Linked DNA regions of Mus musculus: all the other regions are linked to region 3. A link is a loop called in an ENCODE intact Hi-C map of the cell type or tissue named here. Cell type or tissue: heart. All regions are shown on one strand. Links, peaks and the distances in the headings refer to the core of each region. The heading gives the core; the rest is flanking DNA.

Region 1 (10,415 bases), core at 1,568-9,567, 520 kb after region 3:
ACTTTAGGTTGAAAGTGAATTTTACTCACTATTAGAATGGCTACTCCAGCATGTTTCTTGGGATAATTTGCTTGGAAAACTGTTTTCCAGCCTTTCACTCTGAGGTAGTGTCTGTCTTTGTCCCTGAGGTTGGTTTCCTGTATGCAGCAAAAAAAATTGGGTTATGTTCATGTAACCAGTTTGTGAGTCTACGTCTTTTTATTTGAGAATTGTGTCTATTGATTTTAAAAGATATTCAGGGAAAGTAATTGTTGCTTTCTGCTATTTTTGTTGTTAGACTTGGAATTTTGTTCATGTTTCTATCTTCTTTTAGGTTTGTTAAAAGATTAATTTCTTGTTTCTGTAGGGCATAGTTTCCCTCCTTGTGTTGGAGTTTTCCATCTATTATCCTTTGAAGGGCTGGATTTGTGGAAAGATATTGTATAAATTTAGTTTTGTCATGGAATACTTTGGTTTCCCCATCTATGGTAATTGAGAGTTTTGCTGGATATAGTAGCCTGGCCTGGCACTTATGTTCTCTTAGGGTCTCTATGACAACTTCCCAGGATCTTCTGGCTTTCATTGTCTCTGGTGAGATGTCTATTTAATTCTGATAGGTCTGCCTTTATATGTCATTTGACCTTTTTGTTTTACTGCTTTTAGTATTCTTTCTTTGTTTTGTGCATTTGTTACTTTGAATATTATGTGATGGGAGGAATTTCTTTTCTGGAAATTTTCAAGAAGTCTACTTGAAGTTCTGTAGACTTCTTTTATGTTCATGGGCATCTCTTTCTTTAAGTTAGGTAAGTTTTCTTCTATAAGTTTGTTGATGGTGTTTACTGGCACTTTAATTTGAAATTTTCACTCTCTTCTATACCTATTTTCCTTAGGCTTGGTCTTCTCATTGTGTCCTGAATTTCCTGGATGTTTTGAGTTTTTGCATTTTTCATTCTCTTTTACTGTTGTATCAATGATTTCTAAGGTATCTTCTGCACCTGAGAGTCTCTCTTCTATCTCTTGTATTCTGTTGGTGAGTTTTTCTATCTCCAGAATTGTCTCCCTTTTTTATTTCATTATTGTTTCTACTTCCATTTTTAGATTCTGGATGGTTTTGTTCAATTCCTTCACCTGTTTGGTTGCAAAATTTGAGAGGCAGAGCAAATGAAACAGGCACAAGAAGATATATAGAACATTTAGTCAGAAAGCTGATCTCAGTGCCTGGACAAGAGGCCTTAGTCTTCAGAAGCATTTTTCTGAACCGTAGACTCTGAATATAGAAGAGAACCAGACTCCAGGGATTCTCAATATTGACTGAGATGGTTCTGGGTAAGATGGTTAGCAAAGATAAGGCTTCATGGTCACTAGAAAATAAGTATGTGGTTTAATTCTACTAGTCCAGTTTAGTAATTAACAGTGATATCTCTACCATGTCCATTTTCTGTTGATTAATAAAGGTATAATTGATAAAATAATAGCAGGTAGGATTTATTTGTAGTTTCCTGATGCTGTCCCTGGCAGGCTCTAGTATAAAGAATCAAATAGAATTCTTGTCTGGGAAGCAATTTTTAACAGTATCTATATGTGCATGTGTGCATGTATGCACAGCTGTGTGCACGTGTGTGTGTGGGGGGGGGCTGGATTTGTGGAAAGATATTGTATAAATTTGGTTTTGTTATGACATATCTTGTTTTTTTCTGTCTATGGTAATTGAGAGTTTTGCTTGGTATAGTAACCTGGCCTGGCATTTCAACAAATTCAAAAGAAGATAGGCACACAAACATAATGCTACCTGTAACAACAAAAATAACAAGGAGTAACAATTACTTTTCCTCAATATCTCTTAACATCAGTGGACTCAATTCTCCAATAAAAGACATAGACTAACAGAAAGTCAGATATTAAAACAGCTACATCAGATTGTTCATTAGGTAACTTGCTTGAAATATCTTTTTCATCCTTTTGCCTTTGAGCTGATGTCTTGACTGGAGGTTAAGGTTCATTTCTTGTGTGTGTGTGTGTGTGTGTGTGTGTGTGTGTTTCTCTTTTTGATTTGCTGGTCAGGGATTAATCATTCCTTGTGTTTGCATTGGTGTCATTACACTCTTTAGGATGGAGTTTTCCTTCTAGAGCCTTCTGTAGAACTGGGTTTGTACATAAATATTGCTTAAATTTTGTTTTATCGTAGAATCTTATTGTCTTATTTCTCAGTTATAGTAATTGAACTATAGTAGTATTAATTATAGTAGTCTGGGCTGGCACCTTTGGTTTCTTAAGATATTGAAGCACACATGTCCAAGCCCCTCTCACTTTTAGAGCCTTCAGTGAGAAGTCAAGAGAAATTCTAATAGGTCTCCCTTTTCATGGTACTTGGTCTTTTTCCCTCACAGCATTTAATATTCTTTCTTTGTTTATTATATTTAGTGGTTTGAGTATTGTGTGCTGGGGGGACTTTGTTTTCTAGTCCAGTTTATTTGGTGTTCTGTATGTCTTGTGTACCTTGATAGGCATCTTCTTTTTTAGGGAAATTTTCATACATGACTTTGATGAAAAATATTTTTGTGCCTTTGATCTGCATTCTCTCTCTCTCTCTCTCTCTCTCTCTCTCTCTCTCTCTCTCTCTCTCTCTCTCTCTCTCTTACCTATTATTCTTAGATTTGGTGTTTCACAATGTCTCAGATTTCTTAGATGTTTTGTGACAAAAGTTTTTTAAATTTAACATTTTTTTGATGAAAGTATCTATTTTTTTCTATTGTGTCTTAGATGCTTGAAATTTAATTTCTTTTATCTCTTATATTTTGATGGTGAGACTTGCCTCTGAGGATCTTATTCAAGTTCCTAAAACTTTTATTTATATATTTCCCTCAGTTTGGGTTTTCTTTATTGATTCTATTTTCACTTTCAGGTCTTGATGAGTTTTATTCATTTCCTTTCATTGTTTGTGTTTTCATAGATTTCTTTAAGAAATTTCTTCTTTAAAGAGATCTATAACATTCATAAGGGCTGTCTTAAGGTCTTTGTGCTTCAGATGTGATGTAATACTCAGAGACTACTGTGGAAGTGCTGCTGGGTTTAGTGGAGACATATTTTCCTGGCTGTTTCTGTGTTTTAGGTCCCTATATCTTCTCTTTCATGTTGGGTGAATATTTTATTTCTAGGTTTTTTTTTTTTTTTCCATATGTGGTAGCTGTGTGTTTCCTGGTAGGGAATACTTCTAGGATCCTGATAGGTGAGGCTACTGGGTATTCTAGATAAAATGTGTTTCTGAGCATTTGGAATTGATACTTAGCCATATGTATAGGCTGGAAGAATGGGGCTAAAGGCTCCACGGGAGAAAGTGAAGAAGGATATTCCACCCGATCTGCTTAAACCCTAGGAATGGGGTCCGAGAGTAAAGAGAGGTCACAACAGGGAGTCTTGTATAGAACTGGTCATGAGCTAGAGAAAGTATCCAAGAGCTGAAGGGGTCTGCAATCCTATAGGTGGAACAACAATATGAGCTAATCATTAGCCCCCCAGAACTCATGTCTCTAGTTGCATATGTAGCAGAAGATGGCCTAATTGGCCATCATTGGGAAAAGAGGACCCTTGGTCTAGCAAAATTTATATGCCCCAGTACAGGGGAAAGCCAGGGCCAAGAAGTGGGAGTGAGTGGGTAGGGAAGCAGGGCGGGAAGGGGAGGGTTTAGGGGACTTTTGGGATAGCATTTGAAATGTAAATGAAGAAAATATTCAATAAAAAAACTGGTCATGATACTAGGAGATGGATATGTGGAGGGAGGGGTATAAACATCTAAAGCTGGCCTGCCTACTTTGCTGATAGGCTTGGATGGTGGGTTTCCAGGGAACACTGTTGTAGTTGGGGGCTGTTTTAACAGTATAAATGAGAAAAGATGTTGAAGAAGATATGGAATTGGGGGAGGGTGAAGGCTGGAGAATGTGGTTTGCTACAGAGATGGGGTAAGGCCTAGTGATTGGATTTGGTGGAGATGACAGAGAGGGGAGTATCTGCAATTAGACTACCTGTCTCCCTGGTTTGTTAGGCCAGCATGTTTCTGGGAAATGCTGTGCTGGAGTTGTGGGCTGGCATAATGTGATGACTTTGGGAAAGTAAGGTTGGAGGAGAATGTCTAGGTGATTCATTAGAGATGAGGGTCAGAGAGGGATGGATCATACTGCAAGTGTTCTGCTATAGAGCGGGGAATTAGCCTGAAGTGTTAGATTTCGAGGAGAGGAAGGATAGGTTAAAATCTTCAGTTAAGATACTTAATTGCCTGGCTAGACTCAGCCCTCTCCTCTTTCTTTTTCCTTTTTCTTTCTTTTTTTTTAAATTTTATATTGGTTATCTTAATTATTTATTTACTTAATTAGGTCTTTTCTTCGTTTACATTTCAAATGCGATCCCAACATTCCCCCTTACCCCCCACCCCCACCCACCCACTCCCACTTCTTGGCCATGGCGGTCCCCTGTACTGGGGAATATAAAGTTTGCAACACCAACTAGGCCATCTTCTGATACATATGCAGCTAGAGACACAAGCTCCGGGGTACTGGTTAGTTCATATTGTTGTTCCACCTATAGGGTTGCAGATCCCTTTAGCTCCTTGGTTACTTTCTCTAGCTCCTATGTTGGGGGCGGCTCCAGTCCAGACAGACCACACCAGGTCAATGCGGTTCCCTGTGGCCGAGGTTTATTTGTATGTGGAGAAAGGGGGTGGGGGGACAGAGACAAAGGGGAAAAGAGAGAGAGGAGAAAAAATGAGTGAAGGTCAGGAAGAGTCTGCTTTTTTTTTTTAATTTTAGACTTTAGAGTATTTATTTAGCTATTTTCTTCATTTACATTTCAAATGCGATTCCCCTTTCTAGTTTCCTCTCTGAAAGTCCTCAATACCCTCCCCCTGCCCTGCTCCCCTACCCACCCACTCCTGCTTCCTGTCCCCGGGGTTCCCCTATACTGGGGTATATAATCTTCACAAGACCAAGGGCCTCTCCTCCCATTGATGGCCGACTAGGCCATCCTCTGCTACATATGCAACTAGAGACACAAGCTCGGGGGGGCGTGGGGGGTATTGGTTAGTTCATATTGTTGTTCCTCCTATAGGGTTGCAGGCCCCTTTAGCTCCTTGGGTACTTTCTCTAGCTCCTCCATTGAGGGCCCTGCGTTCCATCCAATAGATGACTATGAGCATCCACTTCTGTATTTGCCAGGCACTAGCATAGCCTCACAAGAGATATCTATATCAGGGTCCTGTCAGCAAAATTTGTTGGCATCTGCCATAGTGTCTGGGTTTGGTGGTTATTTATGGGATGGTTCTCCAGGTGGGGCAGTCTCTGGATGGGCCTACCTTCTGTCTTAGCTCGAAACTTTGTAACTCCTTCCATGGGTATTTTGTTCCCCATTCTAAGAAGGAACAAAGTATCCACACTTTGGTCTTCCTTCTTCTTGAGTTTCATGTGTTTTCCAAATTGTATCTTGGATATTCTAATTTCTGGGCTAATATCCACTTATCAGTAAGTGCATATAATGTGTGCTTTTTTGTGATTGCGTTATTTCACTCAGGATGATATCCTCCAGATACATCCATTTGCCCAAGAATTTCATAAATTCTTTATTTTTAATAGCTGAGTAGTACTCCATTGTGTAAATGTACCACATTTCCTGTATCCATTCCTCTGTTGAGGGACATCTGGGTTCTTTCCAGCTTCTGGCTATTATAAATAGGGCTGCTATGAACATAGTGGAGCAAGTGTCCTTATTACAAGTTGGAACATCTTCTGGGTATATGCCCAAAAGAGGTATTGCTGGATCTTCCGGTAGTACTATGTCCAATCTCCTGAGGAACTGCCAAACTGATTTCCAGAGTGGTTGTATCAGCTTGCAATCCCACCAGCAATGGAGGAGTGTTCGTCTTTCTCCACATCCTTATCAGCATCTGCTGTCACCTGAATTTTTGATCTTAGCCATTCTGAGTGGTGTGAGGTAGAATCTCAGTGTTGTTTTGATTTGCATTTCCCTGATGAGTCTGCCTTTTATTTAGGCCCTGAGGTAACTGCTTGCAGGTAAGGGTGGGAAGTGGACTCTGGAAATGTGATTGCCATGGCAACAGATTCATGGGTCCCTGTAGCCTATGGGTTATGTCACTGGGTTCAGAGGTAATCTACCAAGTCAATTCCTGATACCAAAAGGAGAGCATGGTAGGAGCAATGTAATACAGTATTTATGCAGAACTCTAGGCTTAAAAACAAAATAAAACAAAAAAACCTTAAAAGTTAAAACATTTGAATAGCTTTATAGTTTCCTGTATGTAAAATTGAATTCTGTTATCTATCTATCTATCTATCTATCTATCTGTCTGTCTGTCTGTCTGTCTGTCTGTCTGTCTGTCTGTCTATCTAGTTTGTCTAATTATTTTGTTGACTGAAATGAGTGTGTAGGCAGAAAGCAATTGAAAGTTGTAATAGGCTGCCATCTACTGGAGAAGCAGAACAATAGATTTTTTTTAAAAAGTGTTGCAAGGGTAAAGAACTTAAATGTAAAGCAGAAGAAAACAAAAGAAGAGATGTGATGTTTGCTTAATACTGGAAATTGTCATGCCAACTCTAGTATGCAATATTTGTGATATTTTGTTTTAATATTTGGTCAGACATTAGACATCTACAGAAACCTTCAGTATTTTCTTAAAATCCTACCACTTTCAAGACATTTGCACTTTCATGATACAAACGAAAAGTGGGGTCTCAGTGAGAAAGACTCACCCATGCTCTCTATCTGAGTGACAGAGGATGAGCCTTTGGTACTTCCATCAGTGGGGTTGCCCTCACTTAGATCATCACATATACATTTGGCTGAACATAACATGAGGGATGCATTACCAGGTTGAGCATCTCTGCTCTTGGCTGGTTTGACTTAGAGAACTGTGTGATTGATACTGCTCTTTTACTTGGCTCTAATATTTCCTTGTTTGTGCTGTGGACCCCCATAGACACCTTCACAGAGACAGGGACTTCTGAATAGCTCTGTGGCCCTGTTTAGTTTCAAGGTAATTGAGCAGTTGGTACTTTAGGTCTCATTCTAATGGGAAGGTGGAGATGAGAGTGACCTTGGCTTCACTAAAGTGGTGGTATTCCTGGAGTATACTGATGAGGCACAGATCTTGACTCCAGACTTCCAAGAGAAGAAGATAAACTTATTTGTTTAATTTGCATGGAATAAGAATGGAGAATAAATGATGGTTATACTGAGGTTATTTTGTAGAGTTTCATCACAGAGATGCTGACTGCTTAGCCTCCAGTTCTCCTAAGGGGACCATATATCCTGTCACAATTCAGAGAGAGTCTGAATATGATTAGTGAAGATGGAACTACATGTATGAAAGAAAATAGGCTTCCTTGGGAGGTAGGGGAGGGAGGAAGACAAGGGGAGGGAGAGAGGAAGTATAAGAGAGAGAGAGAGAAAGAGAGAGGGAGAGAAGAAGAAGGGGAGGAGGAAGAGGAGGAGGTGGAAAAGGAGGAGGAGAAGAAGAAGGGGAGGAGGAGGAGGAGGAGAAGGAGAAGGAGAAGGAGAAGGAGAAGGAGAAGGAGAAGGAGAAGGAGAAGGAGAAGGAGAAGGAGAAGGAGAAGGAGAAGGAGAAGGAGAAGGAGAAGGAGAGAAAGAAGAGACTGGATTCTGCAAATTGAAAAATCATAAGCTTGATGAAGATGTTGAGTCCTAGAATAGGAAGATAATAACCCTAAATCTTAAAAGTTTATCCAACCAGTCAGATGAAGAAATGACATTTATTTATTCTAAAAGTACTGAGGTCCTACACCATGAAACTAATGTTTATGATGGCTTCTAGAGACATTAGCAGAGCCTTTACCTCAATGGTGGAGAATTAGCAGGGAAGATGGCCACAGGTAAAGGTACACAAACACCAGATAAGCCAAATACATGAGTATAGAGAAGGAGGTCCTGGGAGGCACGGCAATCAGAATTGAGAGAAAGGGAAAGGGGTACCTTAAATATGAAGTGTCCTTTCCATTCTTTAAAGAATTTAAAATTATTTCAAATTAATTTTCTATTAAAACGTAAGTTGAGCTATGTATATGGCATATGATACTGTCATTTCTGAATGCCATGATGGTCAGCTATCAGCAAGCTTATGGGATCCAGCCTCATGTAAAGTTTTAAAGCATGTTATCTAAAGTCATCCTATCACAGTGGCAGGAGGCACCCACCCTCATCCCCTCCAGCCTAATATTCAATTTGCAGGTTTTACGGCTGATTTTTAGCTATTTCTTTGGCTGTTTACATTTACAGCATAGTACGATTTCTTGATTTTCCATTTTAATGATATCTGCTAATTTTTTTTTTATTGTGAGGATGTAGACTTGGCTGTCTTCTGCTAGCACTATCTTATGTACTGCATTCCTCTATTTTGTGGCAATGTTATGATTTCTACCGAAATCTCTTTCCATGTTTGCTTCGTTGATGTCAAGAGGGAACTCCTGTCTGTTTTATGAGGATGGAGCTGAGCTAAATATTACAGTGCACTCTCTGACTCTTGGCTCATATATTCACTTGCTTTTCTCTTAGATAGGAAAGGCTTGATCTGGTGGGCATTGCCTGTGGAACAGCCTGTTGTCTGTCAGTTCCTTTGGAAGTTCTCAGGAAACAAAGAACATTCTTTGCACTTACTTCTAAGGCTGGCTCTACCCTACTGAGTGGAGAAATCTACCCATTTCTGGTATTGAAAGTCCAGTTGGCACTCAAAATCAAGGTATATGATCCAAATAAGTATTTTTGTTTGCTTGATGTTTTAAATAACTAATGTGCTTCTTTCTTTCAATTCTGGGGTTTGGAAAGTCCAAATATCAAGGTAGAAGCAGATTTTAGAATATGGTGAAGGTCTCCTCCATACAGACAGCTGCTAATTTTAACTCCATACAGTGGAAACTAGCCAAAGGGCTGTATCACAGAGAGAGAGAGAGAGAGAGAGAGAGAGAGAGAGAGAGAGAGAGAGAGAGAGAGAGGCTATTTTGTCCTCATTCTAAATTCCTAAGGTTTTTTTGTTCCACATTGTTTAAAACATGGGTAGACAGACAAAGTGATTCGTGAGGCCCCTTGGAGAAGTCAGCAATGTGCCATGTGGTTCTGAGGCTTTAGGGTTTCTAAGCTTGTCAGTAAACTCCCCTCTACAAGCTCATCACTTCCAACGACCACCCTTTAGGTCTTCCCCAATATAGAGGCAACTTCCTACCTCTGTCCCACCAGTTCTTCTGTTCTCTGATATTTGGTCTACTTTGAGTTTCTTTTTTATTTATTTAATTTTATTTTTAATTTATTTTTTACACTCCATATTCCATTATCTGCCTCTTCATCCACCCTCCAACTGCTCCACATCACACATCTCCTTCTGACCCCACCCCATCTCCATGTGGATGCTCTGACCCCCCCACCCTACCTGACCTCTAAACTCCCTGGGGCTTCCAGTCTCTTGAGGGTTAGGTGTATCATCTCTGAATGAACACAGACCCGAAAGACCTCTACTGCATGTGTGTTGGGGGCCTCATATCAGGTGGTGTATGCTGTCTGTTTGGTGGTCCATAGAGGTTTGAAAGATCTCAGAGATCCAGATTAATTGAGACTGCTGGTCCTCCTACAGTATCGCCCTTCTCCTCAGCTTCTTTCAACCTTCCCTAATTCAACAACAGGGGTCAGCTGCTTCAGTCCATTGGTTGGGTGCAAATATCTGCATCTGACTCTTTTAGCTGCTTCTTGGGTCATTTGGGGGGGCAGTCATGATAGATCCCTTTTTGTGAGCGCTCTGTAATAGTGTCAGGCCTTGGGACCTCCCCTTGAGTTGGATCCCACTTTGGACCTGTTGCTGGACCTTCATTTCCCCAGGATCCTCTTCATTTCCATCCCTGTAATTCTTTCAGAAAAGAACAATAATGGGTCAGAGATGTGACTGTGGGATGGCAATCCCATCCCTCACTTGCTGTCTTCCTGCTGGAGGTGAGTTCTATAAACTCCCTCTCCCTACTATATGGCATTAACCAGCATGCTCAAACTTGGTTTCCTTTCTTTCTGGTGCTGAACCCTCAATTTTATGGATTCTATGGCTTTCTCATTCTTGGTTTGTGTTTTAAATTGGCGTCTTACTAATGCTTTTTTTTAAAGTATAGAATTACATGTTAGATAAAAATTCCTCTGAATGTTTAAGAAAGTATCCTCTAGAATCTCAGCATGACACAGGGCACTTCAGACCCCTCTTATAGATACATTCTTCAAGGTATCAGAAAAGTTCAAGTGCTGTCTCATTTAAGATGTCTGTCCCTCCACAGTCTTGTTTTGTGCTTCTCTTCTTCCCTGGATTCTCTTTTGTCCTGAAGGTAGAACATTAGGCAATTTCCAGATTGGATTGTCCGTTTGTATAATTGTCTCATCCTTTTCACTTT
Region 2 (10,415 bases), core at 1,289-9,288, 320 kb after region 3:
AATTCTTTCTCAGACCTATTCAGTGTTGATGTATTTCCCCATATTGAGTAAAAAAGAATTCCTATTAATTAGACTCCCTAGAGTCTTTCCAGAGTTGACTTAATCTGACATCTCTGGGAGGAACACTTATTTACATTTGCAAAATTTTGTGGACACTGTCTTTTGCATTGCTGAATTCTATCTTAACTTGTCAACAGACCTGCAGTGGTCATTTAATGTAAAACACTTGTTGAACTAAACTGAGCATGTTCAAGAGAAAGTAATGAAGGCTTGGGGTATAGTGCTTACAGCATGTGTCATTGTTTTGGCAGCTATGTTTTTATGCTCTTAGTTATTTTATATGCATAATCCTTGCCTACATAGCTCACTTTTAAGCTCCTCAGGGTGTGGACCTGTCTTGTAGGTACAGTGTCTAATAAGCCTGACTCGTGACCTCAAATTCACATTGAAACTTTACAAGAAAATGAAAGCACAAGAACAGCCCACCCAGTCCCAAAAAAGGTATGGCTTTCCTTCTTTGCCTTAGGATAGTTGTGGTAGATAATGGTGGGTGGTTGATGAATCAGCCCAGGACCATGTATGCCTTTCTGAGGGTCTTAGACTGATGCCCCAGCACCAGCTTGCTTCAGCTGGCTAACAAAATTCTATTCTATTTCTGCTTTGGATATAGTGCTCTCCACTTGCAGAGCTAAACAGGGGTTAAATTGGTGCTTGGGTGTTGGCTTGGCAATCTGACAACCACATACCAGGAACACCCTTCTCCCCCTCATCTGCCTGCTGCCTGCAGTCTGCTTCCTCATTCTTCAGCCTCAGCAGGATTGATTATTTCTTTGTGGAAGCTCTTGGTTTCACCTAGGCAGAAGGCCCACCCCCGGCTTCTTTGCTGTCAGTGTGCTCTGTATGGTCTGGTCTGATTGCCGCCCCCTCTGTCTCTGTCTCTCTCTGTCTCTCTGTCTCTCTGTCTCTCTGTCTCTCTCTCTGTCTCTCTGTCTCTGTCTCTGTCTCTGTCTCTGTCTCTCTCTCTCTCTCTCTCTCTCTCTCTCTCTCACACACACACACTCACGCACGACACTGCTCCAGTACTATTTGCTTCCACCACTATCCCCTATGTTGTGCAGGAGGAAAGAGGTTGACTGTCTCACCTCTGTTTCTACTGAGCTACCTGACAGCACAAAATTGGAAGATGCTCTTCACATATTTCTGAAGGAATAACTTTTGTAATGGGTGTGCTATTCCCATAGAGAAATGTATACTAAGTGCTAGAGAATGCATGCTTCAAAGAAAAAATTGAAGCATGCCATTTATTTTTGAAGTTAAAGACTGCTTATATTGTCTGTGCATGCTCGGGGCTTTGTCAATTTAGGCATGACTTTACATGTTTTGGGTTAGCCACAGTGAAGGTCTTGTGATCTGTACAAGCCATGAGGTGAAATAGAACAAAACAAGGCGGTCAGTCCCTCAAGGTACAGAATCTCTGTAGATGTACCACAAGAGGGCAGACTACAGTAAGGGTGCAGTATCCCTTGGGTGTATCAAGGAAGTTCAGTCAGACAGGCTTGATAATCTGAATGAATGAGTACATGAGAAAGTCATCAGGAGGTGAGAAGTGAGTGTGTGAAGGATGTATCTGAGTGTAGAAGGGAGACAGTGGCAGAAAGCCCCTTAATGTTCATTCTTTAAGTACCTACTGTGAAATGCTTGCAGGGGGGAGATTTGTGATCCTATCATGTAGAGTAAAGAATATATCTGTCTATCAAGTATGAGCCGCAGAAACTCATTTACCAGAGCTAAACACACTTGCAAGGCTGCTGGGTACTTTGGCTTGATGCACATCCCTCCTTCTTATGTAATGTTGGTTTCCAGATAAGGTTTGCTTAGAGAGATGGGACCAATACAAACTTTCAATGTCAATCAAATAAGCCGTGGGCAAAGGGAAAGTCTGGGGGTTGGGTTACCTTGACTCAAGAGGGGTAGATCTCTTGATTAACAGAAATGTATCAAGCCTAGGACTGTCCATTAAGCCATCAAAAATAGATAACCATTTAGAAGATGGAGGCAGGTGGATGGCTCTAGGAGACTATTGTAGCCTAGATAGTAAGTTACAACTAGAGGTTCATAGTGAGACACTGACTTAAAGAAAAGAAAGGTCTGTGGTCATCATAAAAAGTAAAGGTGTATTTAACAGAGAACCGGAAGCATTGATTTTTTGAAATACCTCCTTTGAAAAATGCTTTGAACTTTCTAAACACTTCTGTATTTAGTGAGACTCCAAAAGTCTTTTGCATTGGCAAGGTTAATCTTCTACAGTTTTCTTTCTGTTGTTTGTTTTTTGTTTTTGTTCTTTGGAATAGTACATTGAAACATTAAGAATTTAAATGGATAATCAAACTCCTGGGTGGCCGGTGGCAAAGGCAAAAGTAGAACTATGGGCTCTTACTTCCAGGTCAATGACATTTGCAGTAATTTACTCCTTTGCCAGTGTAATAGTATGCCAACTCAGGAGAAACACCTTTGCTAATAACATGGCTCATCTTTGATGACCTGGGAAATAGGGCCCAGCTGTGACTGGGCATTCCAGAAGATGTTCTAAGCGATGACCACGAACCCAAGAATGCTTTAATATACTTTGATATTAACCCAGAAGATTACTATGTATTGTAATGAGTTTCTGAAAATTTAAGATAAATTAGCCATTTTCATTTTTATTAGATATTTTCTTCATTTACATTTCAAATGCTACCCCCAAAGCCCCTAAACACTCCCCTTGCCCTGCTCTCCAACCCACCCACTTCTACTTCCTGGCCCTGGAATTCCCCTGTACTGGGGCGTATGATCTTCGCAAGACCAAGGGCCTTTCCTTCCATTGATGGCCAACTAGGCCATCCTCTGCTACATATGCAACTAGAGACACAGCTCTGGGGGTTACTGGTTAATTCATATTGTTGTTCCTCCTATAGGGTTGCAGACCCCTTTAGCTCCTTGGGCACTTTCTCTAGCTCCTTCATTGGGGGCCCTGTGTTCCATCCAATAGATGACTGTGAGCATCCACTTCTGTATTTGCTAGGCACTGGCACAGCCTCACAAGAGAGAGCTATATCAGGGTCGTGTCAGCAAAATCTTGCTGGCATATGCAATAGTGTCTGGGTTTGGTGGTTGTATATGGGATGGATCCCCAGGTGGGGCAATCTCTGGATGGTTCCTCCTTCTGTCTCAGCTCTGAACTTTGTCTCTGCAATTCTTTCCATGGGCATTTTGCTCCCCTTTCTAAGAAGGAACAAAGTATCCACACTTTGGTCTTCCTTCTTCTTGAGTCTCATGTATTTTGCAAATTGTATCTTGGGTATTCTAAGTTTCTGGGCTAATATCTGCTTATCAGTGAGTGCATATCATGTGTGTTCTTTTGTGAATGAGTTACCTCACTCAGGATGATATCCTCCAGATCCATCCATTTGCCTAAGAATTTCATGAATTCATTGTTTTTACTTGCTGAGTAGTACTCCATTGTGTAAATATACCACATTTTCTGTATCCATTTCTCTGTTGAGGGACATCTGGGTTCTTTCCAGTTTCTGGCTATTATAAAAAAAAATGTCTGAAATTAGCCATTTTCAAATGTATAATAGGAAACTTTCTCCTTTGGTAATTACACCATTTTTCTAAAGACCTGTATTTCCATAGCATGCCAGGCATGACTGTAAACTAAAAATATAGCACTGAATGAAAAGGGCAAAGTTCTGCTTTGCTCATAGGCATCTTGTAGCTGAGGAAAGGGAGTTAGTGAGAGGGTAACCGAAGCCACATATATATGGCACATCAGAAGTTATTCAAGGACTTAGAGCAGGGTGAGTATGCCTGTGTGAGTGTGAGTTTGGGCTGAGTTACAGTTCTAATGAAGATGGTTAGAGAAAGGACTCACAAAACCTTGGAGCACATTTAAGTATCTATTTTAAATAGTGACAAAATCCATATCGTTAAAGTGCCTGTAACTGTCATGTGAATATACACCCCACCCTCCAGGACTCACGTATATATGAGATCTAGCATTTGTTTTTCAAATTAACTTCCAACTATTTATGTATCTAAATGATGAGGTGAATTTGTTTTTTGCAGAGCTATAAAGATGTGGAATTAAGCTGTCACAAATCTTTGCTTGTTTTGTTTGTTTGTTTGTGTGTGTGTGTTTGAGGACCTCCCACTATTTAGCTCAGGGATAAAATTTCACAATAAATTTTGACTTGAAAGTTTTTGGGATATCATGAAAATGGGAATGACGAAAGGCATCTAGGTGATGAGGCAAATATTTGGCAAGTCCTGAAGCACTTAGAGCAGGCTTTATTAAGTGCAGCAGAATTAGATGATCATTACTGTTTATTTTTATCTGGGGTCAAACATAATTAAAATAAAACATTTTCTGTAGCTTTCCAAATTAGCCTAACAATTTATTGGTCTCCTAAGATCTTTGTAGATGGTAATCTTGGCTCAAAGTTCTAAACCAGAGCGTTCTCTAGATCTGGAAAGAAATCGGAAAATAATTTGTTTTAAAACAAAACAATACACACTCCAAGAAACACCATGAGAAAATGCTGTGACATGTTGAGAACTTGTTTGAAAGGTACTGTTAGATTGCATAGTGAGCTCAGGCCACAAAGCCCATTTTTTCAGTGGTTTAGAACTCAAAGATTTAGGGAGAAATGTCCCAGCTGCCCCCTTGTGGCCAAATGGAAGGATTTGCTTCTTTGTCGCAATAGTTTTGGGAAACCATGGTATTTTCCCATTGAAGCTAGTCATGAAATTAAAAACAAGACATTTCACATTCTCAGGTGAATTGTAAAGACCATCCTCTCAATAGAAGGCTGTGTCTACCCATTGGTACACACTTCTTAGTTATGGAAACCTCTGGCTCTTGGTAGGTAAGAGAAATTCAAACTGTGGCTCCTATCACCACCATCGCAGTGGTGCTGTGGGGATTAAAGAAGAAATCCTCAAGTCTATCAAGTAGTCAGTCTCCAGAGAGTAGAGGCTCCCTACTGAAGAAACAGGGATGGGAAATAACAAGTGGAACTCAGACAGTGCTAAGTGAAAGCTAAGTTATGCAACCTGAGAACATGGGCTTCAGTTTTCACATAAATAAAACAAGTAACTCAAAAGCAATTAGTTTTCCTTTTAGCTCCAGAACTGTAGATGGGGGCTGATTGATAGGGTGGGATGGCTTTTGGTCTCTGGGACTTTGTTTCCTTTTGGCTATGTATACCTCTATAATTAGTGAACTAAAGACCCATTGAGGATAACATACAATGAAACCTTTGAAGATTGCATGGCTATTAGGAGACTAACAGGGCATTGTGAGACTTTTTAAATGTTTTCACAAAAGTACTGAATTTATTAAATATCTGCTGTGTGCTGTGAATTTATTCTAGGTACCAGCAATACAACATTTGGAGTTGGGGAACACTCTTCAAAATAGTTGTAGTTTGAAAAATATTGTTTTCTTTTAGATGGTTCACAGGGTTCATTACATGCTCACAGCACACCAATGATACTTCGCATGGAATGTCTTCAAGAATTGTTGAGGTAGGGGCCATTTTGAAGCCTAGCAGAACAACCAGGGAATAAGCTGGGTCTGAGGCAAATCCTGGAGCTAAGTGAAGTGTGTCCTTTGCTGCAGCATGTGGTAAACAGATGAATGGTCCTTGCGGAAACTGCAGATCAGGGGCCATTTCTTAGAAAACAAATTCATCTTGGTGAAAATATCTTTTCTATATTCTCTGTCCACATCGTGGAATGTTCCATTAAAAATGTTTTAATCATTTTGATCAGGCAACAATTATTTTCTTTGGTTTATTTTCTCAGTTTCTTTTGTCTGCTTAAATGTATAAAGTAGGGAAACACCAAGTAGGCCACACTCATTGTTTTGGATGTGAGACAACTTGAGCTGTACATTACTAAAATTAAGTTAACTTTTAGTTACATGAGCAGACATGTGCACATTGTGGTTAGGCTATAGCTGCTGTGAAAAAAATCCCCATGTTATCCCAGATTGCAGTGAGTTTTTGGAAGACCCAGACAGAATTCCCTCACCACGCTTTGCCATGGTAGTTTCAAGAATTCATACACATCATCTTCTATACACAGCCTCATTGTCATTGGACCTAGGTCAGATAGAACATTTGAACTCCGTTCAACTTTGCAAGAAGAGGATCCTGGAGTCCAGTGATTTGTTTTTGGGGTGGTGTTTGGGGAATGACCAAGTCTTTCAGAATCATTCAGCATATTCCACAAAGAGCTGAAGAGTGGTTGGGATGGTTTGTGTACTTGTGAGAGATTGCGACTCAAGAGACTAGAGAAGAAAACGGTTTGTAAAATTTCACTTAGAGATTTGTAGACATAATCAACACCACTCCATGTTCATAACAAAACAAAATGATAAAAAGAAAAAAACTGGTGATTTTTTTTTCTGGTCTCAGTTAATAAAACTGATTGAAATGAAACCATGAAGGTGAAACAAGAAATATACTCTACAAAGAGAGGGTTGCTAAGGAATGATGCAAAATTTCCCCTGGTTAAAGATATGTCTGCTAGGTAAACCTCTATATAGAGAGTATATGATATTTTTGTGCCTATGGTGACAACATGGTGGCTTTCTTGAATAGCTCATGTAGAGAAGATCTGAGGGAGGCAGTGTGAAGACTCCAGCAGAACATGGACCTGAGTACAGAACATGGCACATGATAGTTTCTGTGCTCTGAGGTTTTAGGTAAATTCTTTAATCTGTTTCTGTAGGGAGTAGAGAAAGCCTGAACAAGTGAAATCCTGAGTAATGTGTGCATTGACCTGAGCCAGACCACATTAAAGGTTCTAGAGCCTCATGGTCCCATGGAGAAATAGCAAAATCCTGGGGTGAGGTTCAGAGGTAAATGGCAAAGTCTTCAATGGGGAGCTACGTGCAAGTGTTAACATTGTGTGCAGAAAATTTCTACCACAGGCCACCCCCCTTCCGCCCCAGTTTTTTATGGGTTGAGGACTGTTCCCCAGCAGAGACTGCTTATAACTAGATTAGCTAAATGTGTCTCCTTGATCCAGCTGTGCCCCATCAACCCTGTCTCCCTGTTTATCTGTATGCCATAACCCTGCTTCCCTGATCCACTATGTAATAAACATGCTGAGATTCTGAGCTGCTGTGCCTCCTCCAACTGAGAGCCTAGACAGCCTGATCCCAGGTTTGTCCCTGTGTCTGTCTTGTTTTCATGCCTTCACCACCTTAGTCAGGTCCATCTCTGGAGTCATGCTGGGCACGACATGGTTCCTTACTTGTAAACCAGGGCTTTCCTTTTTTATAGGCTTCAGGCCTTTAAAATGCCACTGTTTTCTAGGAAGATTTCACTATATACATGGGTACTCCTTACAGTCATACCTATCAGCATGACCTAAATAGATAAAGGAGGAAAACAAATTGTTGGGATGTTGTTGCTCAAGTTAAGAAATATGTGAGAATTCAGACTCTTTATTCAAATGTTAAAAGGATACAAGTAACAATGGAAGCAACTGAGTCTTTACCCTGTTGCCTACATGAAAACTTCTATGTAGGATTCGTACTTAGGTGCTAGGATATGTGAGTTTATGACTTGCACATCTAGCTAGAAGACTTCTCTCAAGTATCTTCTTTGCTGGTTGGGAGCTGAAGGCGACTGTTGATTACATTTCATGCAGACTTCTTTCCTACATTCCTTTGGTTCTCAATGCTATTTAAATAGGTCAACCACTGAGTGCACAGTAACGAACATAGTTCTTGCTTCTTCTTCTTGGCTAAGACAGTGTTTATTGCATTGTCTTTCTAGAACGTAAACTCAAGTGAGAATTCAGATTACAAGTGAAGCAGATCCTACTAAACCTGACTGAGTATGGCAGATTTTGTTGACCTAGCGATCTTAGTCTAGAGCGTATGCTAACTACCATTAGCTGCCTCCTGTTAGAACTGTTTTGTGTGTCACAAATATATGCAACCTCTCCTCTGATCTCCCTGTATGCATATGTTCATGTTTATGCATTTCTTTGGAGGCCAGGGGTTAGCCACATTGTTCCCTGGGTGCCATCTATCTTTTGTGAAACATGGTTTCTCACACGACTAGGACTTACCCAGTATGCTAGGCCATTTGATCCCATGCATCTGCCTGGATCTGCCCCCTTATTGCTGAGGTTAGAAGCACACACTACTACCCTACATACTTAAGTGGATTGTGGGAACCATGCTCATATCCATATGCTCTCAAGACAAGTACTCGACTGACTGAACTCTCTCCCAGTCATTTGCCTGATTTTAAAAACAGTATGCAAACCAAAGGACTATCACTAAGGCAATCCCCCTGTCTTTTCTAGCCTGACATTTTGTGATCAAGGGTTAGGTAATCCAGGATCTAATAACAACTGTGTCTATTACTTATTAGCAGAGGGACCCTACAAGAATTTAGCTTCTTACCTATAAAGCCAGAGCTTATAGAGAAGATACAGGGTTTTAAAGAACAACTACATGGGTTAAAGCACTTAGAATAAGGCCTGGCTGTAGTAGGCCCAGCGGAAATGTTTAATATCATCACAATCTCTTCATGTTCTCTCACTAAGTGACCACACCCCACTTTCTGTGAAGCCTGGAAAGAGAGGAAAGATAGGAGGGAATTGAAGCTTCATTGCTTTAATGAGGACTGACCAACACCCAGAATCCCAGGTACCTTTTCCTCATTTAATTTTCATACAGATCCATTTCATGGATTCTCATCTAGGCATAGTTCATGTACATCTTACAGAGGTAGAACAGACCTATAGGAATTTATTCATGGCAGAGTTCTGACTTAAATTTAAATTAATCTTATTCCAGATGCATTCTTTTGTTTGAAAGGTAATCTTTTTTGAAACAGGGAAGAGTTATTTGTATATATATATTTTTAAACAATGTTTGCTAGGAAGTATTCCATAGGTAATTTATTGGAAGTTGGGTTCTAAATTAATCCACTTGGATCCAGGTTACCAGGGACTATTCAGGAACTCACTAACCCTACCAGTAAAGTTCTGCCTCCACAGGGGGTCTTGCCTATACCTGAAGCTCTCAATACATATAGTTTACCAGCTCAATTGCATTCAGTGGGATAGAAAGAGGGAGAGAAAGAGAAAGAGAGAGAAAGAGAGAGAGAGAGAGAGAGAGAGAGAGAGAGAGAGAGAGAGAGAGAGAGAGAGAGAGAGAGAATGAGAAGCTCTCAGTTTGGGAGGATCTGGACAGGACATATAGTTTTTTCAAGCATCTGCTTTGATTACCAGCATGCTCTCAAGATGTTAAAACCATTTCCTCTCTTCAAAATTTCCTTAGGAATACAAAGTGGATAGGAGTTGAGTATGGGGATAAGCAGGTAAAAGGGAGAAAAGAATGAGAGTGGGACACAGGTCTGCAGAGACCAAGAGAACAGGGATAGGAAAGGCAAAAGCTAGAAGCAAACTCTTTGTCAGAGTCACAAAGTGACTTTTGGCCAAGAGGAACCTCCAAGTAAGGAAAGGAAAAACCAACCAACAAAAAACAAAAAAATCCAAACCAAAAGCAAGACACATGTGCAATAGTTCCTTATGTGAAAGAGTTCCTTTGGAACTGTTAGGTTCTCCTGAAACGGCTGTCACTTTTGATAGATGGAAGAAAGGTGTGGGAAGTTTATGTCAAAGAAAATTTGCTGTGATAAATCACACCTAGGCTTTCCCATTGGAGTCTAAGTCATATCCCTCTGTAACTCTGAATCAGAAACTGGGAAAGGCAATTTAGGATACTAATTCCATTTATTCTAACGTGAACACACATACGTGCTTGTTCATATGCGCGCGTGTGTGTGTGTGTGTGTGTGTGTGTGTGTGTGTGCTTGTGTTGTGTGCATGTGTGTGCTTGTGTTGTGTGCATGTGTGAATAGAAGCAAGGGACAGCAACAGTTTCTAAGGCATAATCTGCCATGTTTTCTGGTGCCTCTTTGCTTGTTTATTTATACATGGTCTGGTTTCACATTGGTCAGGAGCTTACCAAATAGGTGAGACTGGCTGGCCAGTGAGTGAGCCCCAGGAATTTGCTGTCTCCTACATTCCCAGCACTAGGATTATAAATGCCTGCTACCACACCCAATATTAGAGTTTTTTTCCTATTTTTAATTTTTTTGAGACTTTGATACAACATATTTTCATCATTTTCCTTCCTCTTCCTCCTATCTCCTCCAACACACAACCCTATCTATGTCTTAAGGTTTTATTGCTGTGAAGAGACACTATGACCACAGCAACTCCTTTTTTGTTGTTTGTTTGTTTGTTTGTTTGTTTTTTGAAACAGGGTTTCTCTGTGTAGTCCTGACTGTCCTGGAACTCACTCTGTAGACCAGGCTGGCCTCAAACTCAGAGAT
Region 3 (10,415 bases), core at 717-8,716:
TTTCTTAATGCAGGGCTTTTTAGATTCTCATTCAAACTTCCTACAGAGTTCCCAACAGTCACTTACTGCTATTCATATTCAGGTGTCAGCACAAAATGATACCAATCACATGGTTTTTTAAAGTAATGCTTTTTAAAATGACTTAAAATAGAATGCATAAGATGATCAGAATTCTTTAGAATTTAGCTTTCTCTAGAAAGAATTATAAAACTTAACTAACTTAAAAAATATATCTGGTAACAAACAAAGCAGCATTTACCTGAGTATCATAAAAATAGCCGGCTGGAAAGAGAGGGCGAATTGAACGATCTGTCAAAACAAGACAAAGATATTAAATAGTCCTGACAGAGCTGCTTTAGAACAAAAACCTATTGAAATAATAAGATAGCTGTTGAATATGTCACAGACACAAACAGGTGTTAAGAAAAGCATTAATTAATACTTTCATTAATATGGACCATTATCTAAAACAAAGTCAAGGAAGAGACTGAATACTAACAGCAGACAAAAAGAACATATTTCTTTGGTTTACTATGACTGAGGAATACATGTAAATATATATAAGCTAGCAATTATTGGATAGGAAAAGCTATAAGCTATAAATGATCCCACAGTATTTGCAGATGTCAAAGATTGGCTGGTGATATAACTTAGTATTACATAGCTCTGGGTTTCTTCACCACCACCAACACCACTACTACTACTACCACCACCAGCCTCTCCTCTTCTTCCTCCTCCGCATGTACCTCTTCTTTCACAAAAAAGACTTAGAAGATGACAGATACACTTCAATAGCTGATGAATACAATGCTTTTAGGAGTTACTAAGTTGAACATAAAAATGAAGAAACACAAAGAATCAACAACAAAACAGGCATGGGCATGGGATTCACACATTCTATAGACTCATTTAGCCAGTGTTTACTGACAGCCTCTTCATCAGGCTATACAATGTACTGGGATTTGGCAGTGACAAAACAAGTTGTTCCCTCTCATGAAGCATTCATCTGAGGGAGCAGAGAGTAAATACTATCTGGTAACCGTCACACAATGAAAGGTAGCTGAGCTGACTGGAGAAGCACTGTGCCAGAAGGGGAGTGCCTCTGCTAAGAGCTTACCTATTACTCGACTTGTAAGAACCTCTCTGTCAGAGGAGCCAATCTCCCTTCTAAGGTAGTTTGTGGGGATTCTGCCTGCTGCAGCAGCCTTCTGTCGGTAGTCCACCTGAAGTAGCAAAGAAGAATTAAAGTTAACACAATTCCTTTTTTAAGTAACAATATATCCCAAGAACTGCTATATATGTCTTAATTTTCCTGAGGTTGCCAACAACATATTTTACACTGCAAGTAGATAATATTTTATTTGCTTTTAGCATTCTCTTGAGACGCTCACAGGAAGAAAAGTATATAGAGTACTTTATAACCAACTAATTTAAAAAAGCCCTTCACTTAACAGCCAGATGACTGACTAGTCTCATGACTGTCTACAGTAGCTTACCTTAAGCACGTCAAATAGTGCCCCTTCCCCTGCTTTCTGTGCATCAACTCTGTGAGACATAACTGCCTTCTGCTTATCATATTAGAAAGACACAAACATCCTAATGAATTCTTAGCATATAGTTGCAGACCCCAACTGGAAGAAAACCCACAAAAACAATGAATTAATTGCTTCCTTAACACCAAAGTACTCCTGTACTCCCACTGACCTCATCAAGCTGGATGTTCTGAAGTAAGCCCACTCTTAGCAAACACTTCATTCTCTTAATTGACACATAGTCCCAAACACTACAGGCCGTCATTTCTGACATATTTTAATCTTAACTTCAGACGCTTCAACAGGGTAGTGAGAATTCTCCGTATACACTATTCTAGAGGCCCATATAAGTCAGCGTACTTACCACCAACGGCATGAATTGGGAAGGCGAAGCTTTTGTTTTGCTGACTGCCGTGACCATTACTGCAGTATCGCCTGACTTGATTGAAGATATAGATATAAAGAAAATCAGTAAATTTCTTTGAAATCAGACATTAATGTGTAAACAGTAATTGAATGACTCTCTGCTCCAAATAAACTCAATGGAAGACATCTGTCTGTCTGTCTGTCTGTCTGTCTTTCTTTCTCTCTCAATAATGTCTCATTATGTAGCCCTGGTTAGCCTGGAATTCACTATGTTGACCTCAATCTCACAGAGATCTACTTACTTCTACCAATAGAGGTCCAGGGCACTGGGTTTAAATTCTTGCACCAGCAAGCCTGGTTCAACAAAAGACCTCTTATTTCATATGACCACAACTAGTCCAATTCTGATCCTTTCTATCTGACCAAGGTCAGTATTAGAATATTCACTGATGTTTTCACATGAAGAAATGGCTAACAGCTTAGTCACATCAATGGACTGAATCATATTTTTTACTCTTTAAGAAGAAATTTAGACTATAAAGAAAAATTTCCAAGGATTACAATGAAAAAAAATAGCGAGAATGCTTTTTCTAGAAAGGCATAATGAATTTTATTAACAGACTCCAATACTGCCCACAGTTTAGAAGAGAACTTAAGGGTATTTAATATACACAACACTGACTTTGATGGCTTAGTGTGGTTCTGACACTAGAAATACCCTTAGTAGGGGTTGAGGAGATGGCTCAGAGGTTAAGAGCACTGACTGCTCTTCCAGAGGTCCTGAGTTCAAATCCCAGCAACCACATGGTGGCTTACAACCATCTGTAATGGGATCTGATGCCCTCTTCTGATGTGTCTGAAGAGAGTGACAGTGTACTTGCATACATAAATGAATAAATCTTTAAAAAAAAAAAAAGACCCTTAGTAGTGTCTGAACTAGTTCCCAATACCACAATGATTACTTATGATGCTACAAAGATACCCAGCCACTATGATTAAAGCAAAAACTGGTTTCCTACCTGTATCACAGCACAGCCATCAGCAAATCTTGCCAGTTTCCCAGAGGATATTTCTAATTTTCTGTTTAAAAGGAAAAATGTAATACAAGATACCAGTACAAGTCTTTGCTAAGTAAAAATAATTGGAGAATCGAGGGGAAAAAAAGAATGAAATGCTCCCAATTGTCAGAGAAAAAAAGAGTAAGTAGGAGTTGTGACCATCAAAAGCACAAGAGATTTAAGCGCAGCTTAAAGACAATGAGAACCAAGGCAAAAGATGCATCTGGAGAAGGAAGTATGGTAGGGAGAAAACGGAATTCCTAACTATTAACTCCCATCTTATGACTCAGCTCAGTCTCTTATCGTCCCTTGCTTTGTTGGCTGTATTAACCCAACACACAAACTGTTCTCTTCCCTATTAAAATAATTTTAAAATTTCTCTATTACTTTATGGAAAAAAATACAAACTTTTGAATATTGACTACAAAGACTTTCATGTTCTGATATATAACAGTGTTTTGTACGCTAAGTTAAAAATAATAAAGACTATCTTCTGATAAATAACATTTTGAATGCTTAAAAACTTAACAAAGATGTTGAGATGGTCACATACTTCATATAAAAATAAAAACTCAAAATAGACTCATATGTCCATCCATCTTGACCCAGTTCTGACCCTCAATCTTTAGCTGAGCTCTACCCTCTGGCTTGGCCCTATGGGCCTCCAGCTGCTCTCCAAATGGGACTACCAGCTGTAGTCTCTCAGTATGTGTCTTAGCTCTTTGCCTCTAGTCTAATAAGTCTTTCAAATCTTTGAACTATGCAGCATCTTTAATATGCACAGAAATATATAGAAATACACAAATATTATTAGTGTACAAAGTATAATGTGCAATCAGAGAGTTGGTATTAGTTAGCAATTGATGGTGGAATAAAAGCATGTTTGTCAACAACCAGATTATATCAAAGGAAATTTGAACGACCTGACAAATTGCGATATCAGAACTGAAACAGTATGTTATTCAATGAATTCTAATAATGCAGAAAGTCAGAAAGATTTTGGGGGGTAGGGAGTACATGTAATTTTGATTGTTCCAAGAAAGCTATTAAGTTTATGGTGTTTACATGTAATTTTGATTGTTCCAAGAAAGCTATTAAGTTTATGGTGTTTTGTTGTTGTTGTTTACTTTGTCTCATAACAATTTACTTTTCAATATTATATTGTATAAAATACCTCCAAATACATAGTGGACCCATAGCATAGCTAGCCTCTGGGGTTTGGAAGTAGGCATTTGGGAATAAATGGAAGAGTTCTGAAGTTTCTATATGCCAAACCATGTGAGTGAATGCCTACCTAAATACTCTATGAACATAAACAAGAAGATTGATAGAATGAACAAGCAGAACACAGTGATGGGAAGAGTAATCGGATGCCAAGGGAGGACACGGGGCAGCGGCCTGCCACAAAAAGTAGAGCTTTAGGGAAAAGCTTTAAAAAAACCTATTATTTAAAATATCCACATATACACCCCCGCCGTGTGTCTTGTTAACTGAGAAATTTGCCTTTTTGACCTTTTGTTGGATGGTAACTGTACTTTCACTACAGGTTTAACAGGACTATGTGCATCTTATAACTGGCATTCATCTCCGGCTCACACCGGCCATCAGTGGACCTGGGGCACGGAACGATAACGCATTACCTAGGGTTTCCTACTTCAGAGCTCGAGGTCTCGGAAAATAGAGAAAGGATGTCTGGGGCACAGGCAATAGGACTCAGGAAGTTCACCGCAGGGCTAGGAGGAAGATGAAGAGGCAAAAGGCAGCGGCCAGCTTGGGAAAGGGAGACAGACTTTAAATCCGGAAAAAGGAAATCTCGACCTTAGGTTTGGAGTAGAGAACTTAAGAGACTTAGGCTGCTTGATTCCTACCCTGGGGGGGATTTGACTTCTGGGGCTGAATGGACAAGACAGACGCCGCGTGAAAACCGCGAACTCACACCGTTTCTCACCTGTGTCCCAGGTCTACAGTCACCGCTCTGGATCCGGTGCTGCTCCACAACGCTCGCATCTGCAAATAGCTGAGTGCCCGATTCCGCCCGGGCCGGCCGAGGGGGCCGCAGCCCAGCGGTCGGAGGCACGGGCACAAGCAGCACAGCCTGCAGGCCGCCATGACACCCAGAGCGTGGAAGGCCTGGGCAGCGCCTCATTGGCCAGCACTCCTGTGGGCGGAGTCGGACGCAGTTTCGTTTCCGTGGAGCCTGCAAACTGCCGGGAAAGCAATCCTTGCAGGCTTTCTGTAATTGCCAGAGTCAAACCACCAGAATGCGTTTCTTTCAGTCAGCTTTTATTCCCCCACCCTTATCGGTGAAAAATAAGTACTACCTTAAAAAAAATGTATAGATTTAAAGAAAGCCCTTTAATACTTCCCGCGCCGTGTGTGTGTGTGTGTGTGTGTGTGTGTGTGTGTGTGTGTGTGCGCGCGCGCGCTAGTGTTATCACGGTTTGAAAGAAAGTCTTAGAACAATGTGTTTAATAAATGTAACAGTAAATAAATACTGAACAACTCACGATTATTTGGTTCTTACCTAAAGATCTAGGTTTGTGTCTATGGAAGGCCACCTGTAATTCCAACGTTCAGAGGCTGAGAATGAATCCATGAATCATCCTGGCTTGTTAGACTTGCCTGAGGGCTCCAGGTTCAGCAAGGGACCCTACCTCAAAAAATAAGTAGAGCGCTATCAAGCAAGACACCGTACTTTAACCTCTGGCTTCCACACATTCTTAACGTACACACACACACACACACACACACACACATATATATATATATATATATATATATACACACACGCGCACGCGCACACAGGCACACACGCCCAGTCACCTGCACACACTGGTGTATCCACACACATGCAAACTCGCACACACTTAGACACAAACATAACAAAGCAAAGCAAAACAAAACAAAACAAAAAACAAGAAAAAACTTTTTTTTTTGAGAACCCCTTGAATAATTTACCATTCATTCAGTTGTAAGTTTTGGAGAGGTATATTAAAATGGGAAGGAGTCTATGTTTCCTAATGTCACTCTAAAATAATTAGAATAGTAGTAATTTTGAGTCATAAATCAAAAGGAAATAAAAGCATTGATGTTATTCGACGCGTTCTCACGACCGGCCAGGAAGAACACCACAGACCAGAATCTTCTGCGGCAAAGCTTTATTCTTACATCTTCAGGAAAAGAGAGCAAGAAGCAAGAGAGAGAGAAAACGAAAACCCCGTCCCTCTTAAGGAGCATTCTCCTTCGCCTCGGACGTGTCACTCCTTGATTGGCTGCAGCCCATCGGCCGAGTTGACGTCACGGGGAAGGCAGAGCACAAGTAGTCATAAGATACCCTTGGCACATGCGCAGATTATTTGTTTACCACTTAGAACACAGGATGTCAGCGCCATCTTGTAACGGCGAATGTGGGGGCGGCTCCCAACATCTCCCCCTTTTTCTTTTAATAAGAGCAAATAGGCCACCCATATTAATGAGAGTGGAGATAGAGGTCAAATCCCCAGTGTGTAGGTAAAGGAGCCATGTACAGGATTAGCTCTTAGGCTTACAGGCTTTTACCCAGAGCAACCCTGACCTGCTCCCGTGTCGTTTTGCCTGGGGGAAGGGAACTAGGACACTGAACCTTCATGAAAGATGACATGTCTCCCTAGAATAGGCTCATATATGCCGCAGAGCCTTTCCATTGCAGTGCTTAGCCTTGCAACTCTCTCGGGCTGCTGAAGCACACTCACTCTATCCCGTGCAATGAGTCTAGCCTCATGGGATATAAGAGCTGAGTGGCCAGCGACCTATTGCCTAAGCATAGATAACCATATATCAGGGGGAGCTCCATGTTCTAGTCCTGCAAGCGCCTGGGCAATAACCACCTTGTCTCTCCTAGTTTAGGCCTTAAGCTTACAGACCAATCAAAGAAGCAACACTAATCCACAGCAAAGTGTATCTCCAAATAATATTAATCCCACCCATTTTTTAAAGAAAGAAAATGCTGAGGAGATCCAATTGGGTAATCCTTTGGTCAGGGACAGGTCCAAGCGCGTGGAGTTGACCTGAATGATGGCAAGCCTCGAAGGGTCTGTTCAAATTCAGCCATCCAATTCTGTAACATATACTGAAAAAGACTTTTTGACAAATTAGCTGCCCTAGTAAATTTAACATACTGAATGGAAATAACACACAATCCCGGAAACTTTTGTTCACATCCCTGCTGAGTTATTTGTCATAATACATCTAGTTGTATCTGGACAAGATCTATGAGTTGATTAACCAGCATGAGACCTCCCTGTATCTTGACATTAGCTGAGGCCTGTTCATCTATGACTGTAGTCACTGAGGCTGACAAAGTGTTAATGGTGTCAGTCATCTGGACCTGTCCAGACAGAGCCAAGGCTGTCTGAATTAAGGCCAAACCCAGTTCCCAGTTAGTGGTAAAAAAGCAGGAGAATACTTGAGCATTATACATCACCGTCATTGGGAGTGGAAATGTCGACATTATCCCCCAACGCTGCTCTCTCTTTATTATTGACGCCCTGGACATCACCAAGACGAGGGACATTAGTATTTCCTTGGTCAGTCTGGATTTTTCGGGTGAGTCTTTCTGGTATCCAAAATGGGTTGTTTTCATTCTGTGGGAAAACACAGATAGCTCCCCTGGATCTTATCAAGATAGGATCCGGGCCATACCATTTATTATCAAGGACATTTTTCCATTTAACCATCTCATTGGGCCTATCTGGCTCTGAACAATGACGTTCAGCCGCAGTATGGCCATGAACATCAATATTTAAAAAATTGAGTGTAAAGAGTGCCAAAGACACCGACACTCTTGGTGCTCGGGGTACAGTCTCCTCAAAAGTTCCCCTCTTCTGTTTTATAAGATAGGCTTTGAGGGTGCGATGCGCACGCTCAACAATACCCTGTCCTTGAGGGTTGTATGGAAGTCCAGTCAGGTGGGTTACGTCCATCTGACGGCAGAACTGCTGGAATTTTTGAGACGTATAAGCTGGTCCATTATCAGTCTTAAGGAGTCTGGGTTTCCCCCAAGCACTCCATGCCTCAAGACAATGTTGAATCACATGTGAGGCTTTTTCTCCAGTTAACGGAGAAGCAAACATGATGCCAGAACATGTGTCAATGGACACATGGAGATATTGAAGTTTTCCAAAGGAAGAAACATGTGTAACATCCATTTGCCAGACCTGTAGAGGTCGAATACCGCGTGGGTTAATTCCCACATGAGGAACTGGCAAGAACTCACAGCAGCTTTGACATTGAGTAACAATGTCACGGGCTTCTTTTCTTGTCAAGGAGAAACGACTGCGTAATGTTTCAGCCGTCACATGAAAATTGTTATGAAAATTTCTTGCAGCCTCTACCGGGGATGATAGGGCAGCAGCCACCACTTTAGTGGCCTTATCTGCCAAATCATTTCCCAGAGCCATGGGGCCAGGTAGGCCTGAATGGGCTCTAACATGAGTAATATAAACAGGAGATCTTCTAGATAACAAAACTAATTGTATCTGCTGAAAAATATTGGCAACTCTACTGGAAGGCTTAATCACTCCAGCCACTTCTAAAAGATTTACTGCATTAACCACATAATAGGAATCTGACACAATATTAAGGGGTTTTAAAAAGGTTTTTAAAACTTCTAAGACCACTAAACATTCTACCACTTGAGGTGAATTTTCATTATATTGTTTGGATACCACTTTACCATTAGCCACATAGGCACCTATGCCAGTTTTTGATCCATCAGTATATACCACAATCCCATTTTTAAGTGGGTTTCTTACTGTTATTTGTGGAAACACAACAGATTGATTTTGGGCAAACTGTAAGATTGGATGTTTTGGATAATGGTTATCTATTTTTCCTGAAAAGGAGGTAACTAAAACTGCCCAATCATTAGATGCGGCTGCCAAGGTTTGAACCTGTGCAGCGGTATAAGGTACAATTAAAAGATATGGACTTTGCCCAAAGTGGGTGATTGCTGCTTTTAGGCCTTTAAGGGCAAGCTGTGCAATTGCATCAGGATACCAATCTATTATTTTAGCTGGGGATACGTTTGGATGGATCCACAACAATGGCCCATTTTGCCACAAAACTGCAGTTGGCAATTGTGCTGTCTTAAAGACACACAAACTGAAAGGCTGCGAATCCTCAATACGTTGTAATTGTGCATTCTGTAAGGCTTTTTCCACTTTTTGTAAGGCCTGGTTAGCAGCTAGAGTAAGAGTCCTAGGGGAGGAGATATGAGGATCTCCTTCTAAAATACTAAACAAAGGCCTTAACTCAGCGGAAGGAATCTTTAAAAAAGGTCTGAGCCAATTAATATCTCCCAACAGCTTTTGAAAATCATTTAAGGTATGGAGGTGATCTCTTCTTATCTCTACCTTTTGGGGCACAATCTTATCTGGGGACACCACAGAGCCCAAGAATTGTCCTGTATCAGAAATTTGGACCTTTTCTGTGGCTATCTGTAAACCCCACTGACTTAAAGTTTTAAGTAGAAAAGGATATGCCTTTTGTAGCATGGTAAGGTCTTTATGGCACAGGAGGATGTCATCCATGTAAAGGAGCAAAATTAAAGAGGGGAATTGTTCCCTCACTGGCAAAAGAGCTTTTTGTATATAAAGCTGGCACATTGTAGGACTATTGGACATCCCCTGTGGTAAGACCTTCCATTGATACCTCTTATCAGGTTTAGCAGAATAAGCTCTCTGACCCGTTAACAAGTCAAAAGTCCAATCTCTCTGCTCTGGAGTTAAAGCAGCAGCGTTTGCTCGGGCCTGCGCCTGTGCCGCCTCCTGCCACAGAGCTCGCCATTCCACATATTTGGCCATACTAGGGAGAGCGGCTTTTGCAATCATTTGCCAGTCGGCAGGAGTTAGTGCCATGCTGGCAAGCCTGTCTAACTGCACCAAGGCAAAACCAGCACTGATTCCACATTTACGGACCGACTCGGCAAGTTCCCCAATCTGCACATATTCTACCGGAGCGTGGACACGCCCACCCTCGGCTCCTTCAAAGACTGGAAATGCCTGCTGTATTTTCCCCCGCTCCTCTCGGGGAATGAATGAGTCTGCGCACTGCCTCTCTGCGCACTGCCTCTCTGCGCATTGCTGACGCACTACGGGCTGACGCACTACGCAGGGCGGGGACTCCGCATAGGGCGGGAGTGCACCTGGTAGCCGATTGCCCTGAGGCCAATTAGCAAACTGGCCTTCGCCAGCCGCTTTTGGCTTTTTCCTTAAATGACTAGTTAGCACTTTACTTGGCGGCTGGTATCCTTTTCTTTCATAATGAGCCGCTTTTTTCTCCCAGTCTGTTTCCTCAGAGGAGGATTCTTCACTTGCTTCAGAGTTACTAAGAGCTGGCTTCCTGAGCTCATCTAGTGACGAGTATCTCCTAGAGACCTCCGCTAATTGATCTTTTTTCTTTTCTTTTTTCTTTTTCTTCC

Evidence for each region. A loop is a pair of places that touch in the nucleus more often than their neighbours do. Peaks named below come from ENCODE experiments on the same cell type or tissue, not always from the same donor. Only the 100,000 strongest peaks of a DNase experiment are listed, where the experiment ranks them.
Region 1: a loop joins it to region 3, with 5 times the contacts of the local background. A loop is called at or near these places in 11 of 42 quality-filtered maps.
Region 2: a loop joins it to region 3, with 10 times the contacts of the local background. A loop is called at or near these places in 2 of 42 quality-filtered maps.

Annotation. Positions count from the first base shown.
Region 1 is chr11:28,606,982-28,617,396 of GRCm38, reverse strand. No RefSeq gene overlaps it. Among named protein-coding and RNA genes, the nearest start is that of Gm34075, 26 kb to the left of the region's middle. In heart, for the core only: a CTCF peak has its summit at 6,446 (motif pointing left); no DNase peak of the experiment used is centred there.
Region 2 is chr11:28,803,140-28,813,554 of GRCm38, reverse strand. No RefSeq gene overlaps it. Among named protein-coding and RNA genes, the nearest start is that of Gm34185, 44 kb to the left of the region's middle. In heart, for the core only: CTCF peaks have their summits at 1,490 (motif pointing right) and 4,705 (motif pointing left); no DNase peak of the experiment used is centred there.
Region 3 is chr11:29,125,408-29,135,822 of GRCm38, reverse strand. Pnpt1 (polyribonucleotide nucleotidyltransferase 1) reads right to left here and starts at 5,079. Exons shown (of 28, transcript NM_027869.2): 1 at 4,905-5,079; 2 at 2,918-2,978; 3 at 1,897-1,971; 4 at 1,118-1,223; 5 at 260-309. The coding sequence starts at 5,065. In heart, for the core only: a CTCF peak has its summit at 5,062; a DNase peak (open chromatin) is centred at 5,092; H3K4me3 peaks cover 1,591 bases; H3K27ac peaks cover 1,371 bases.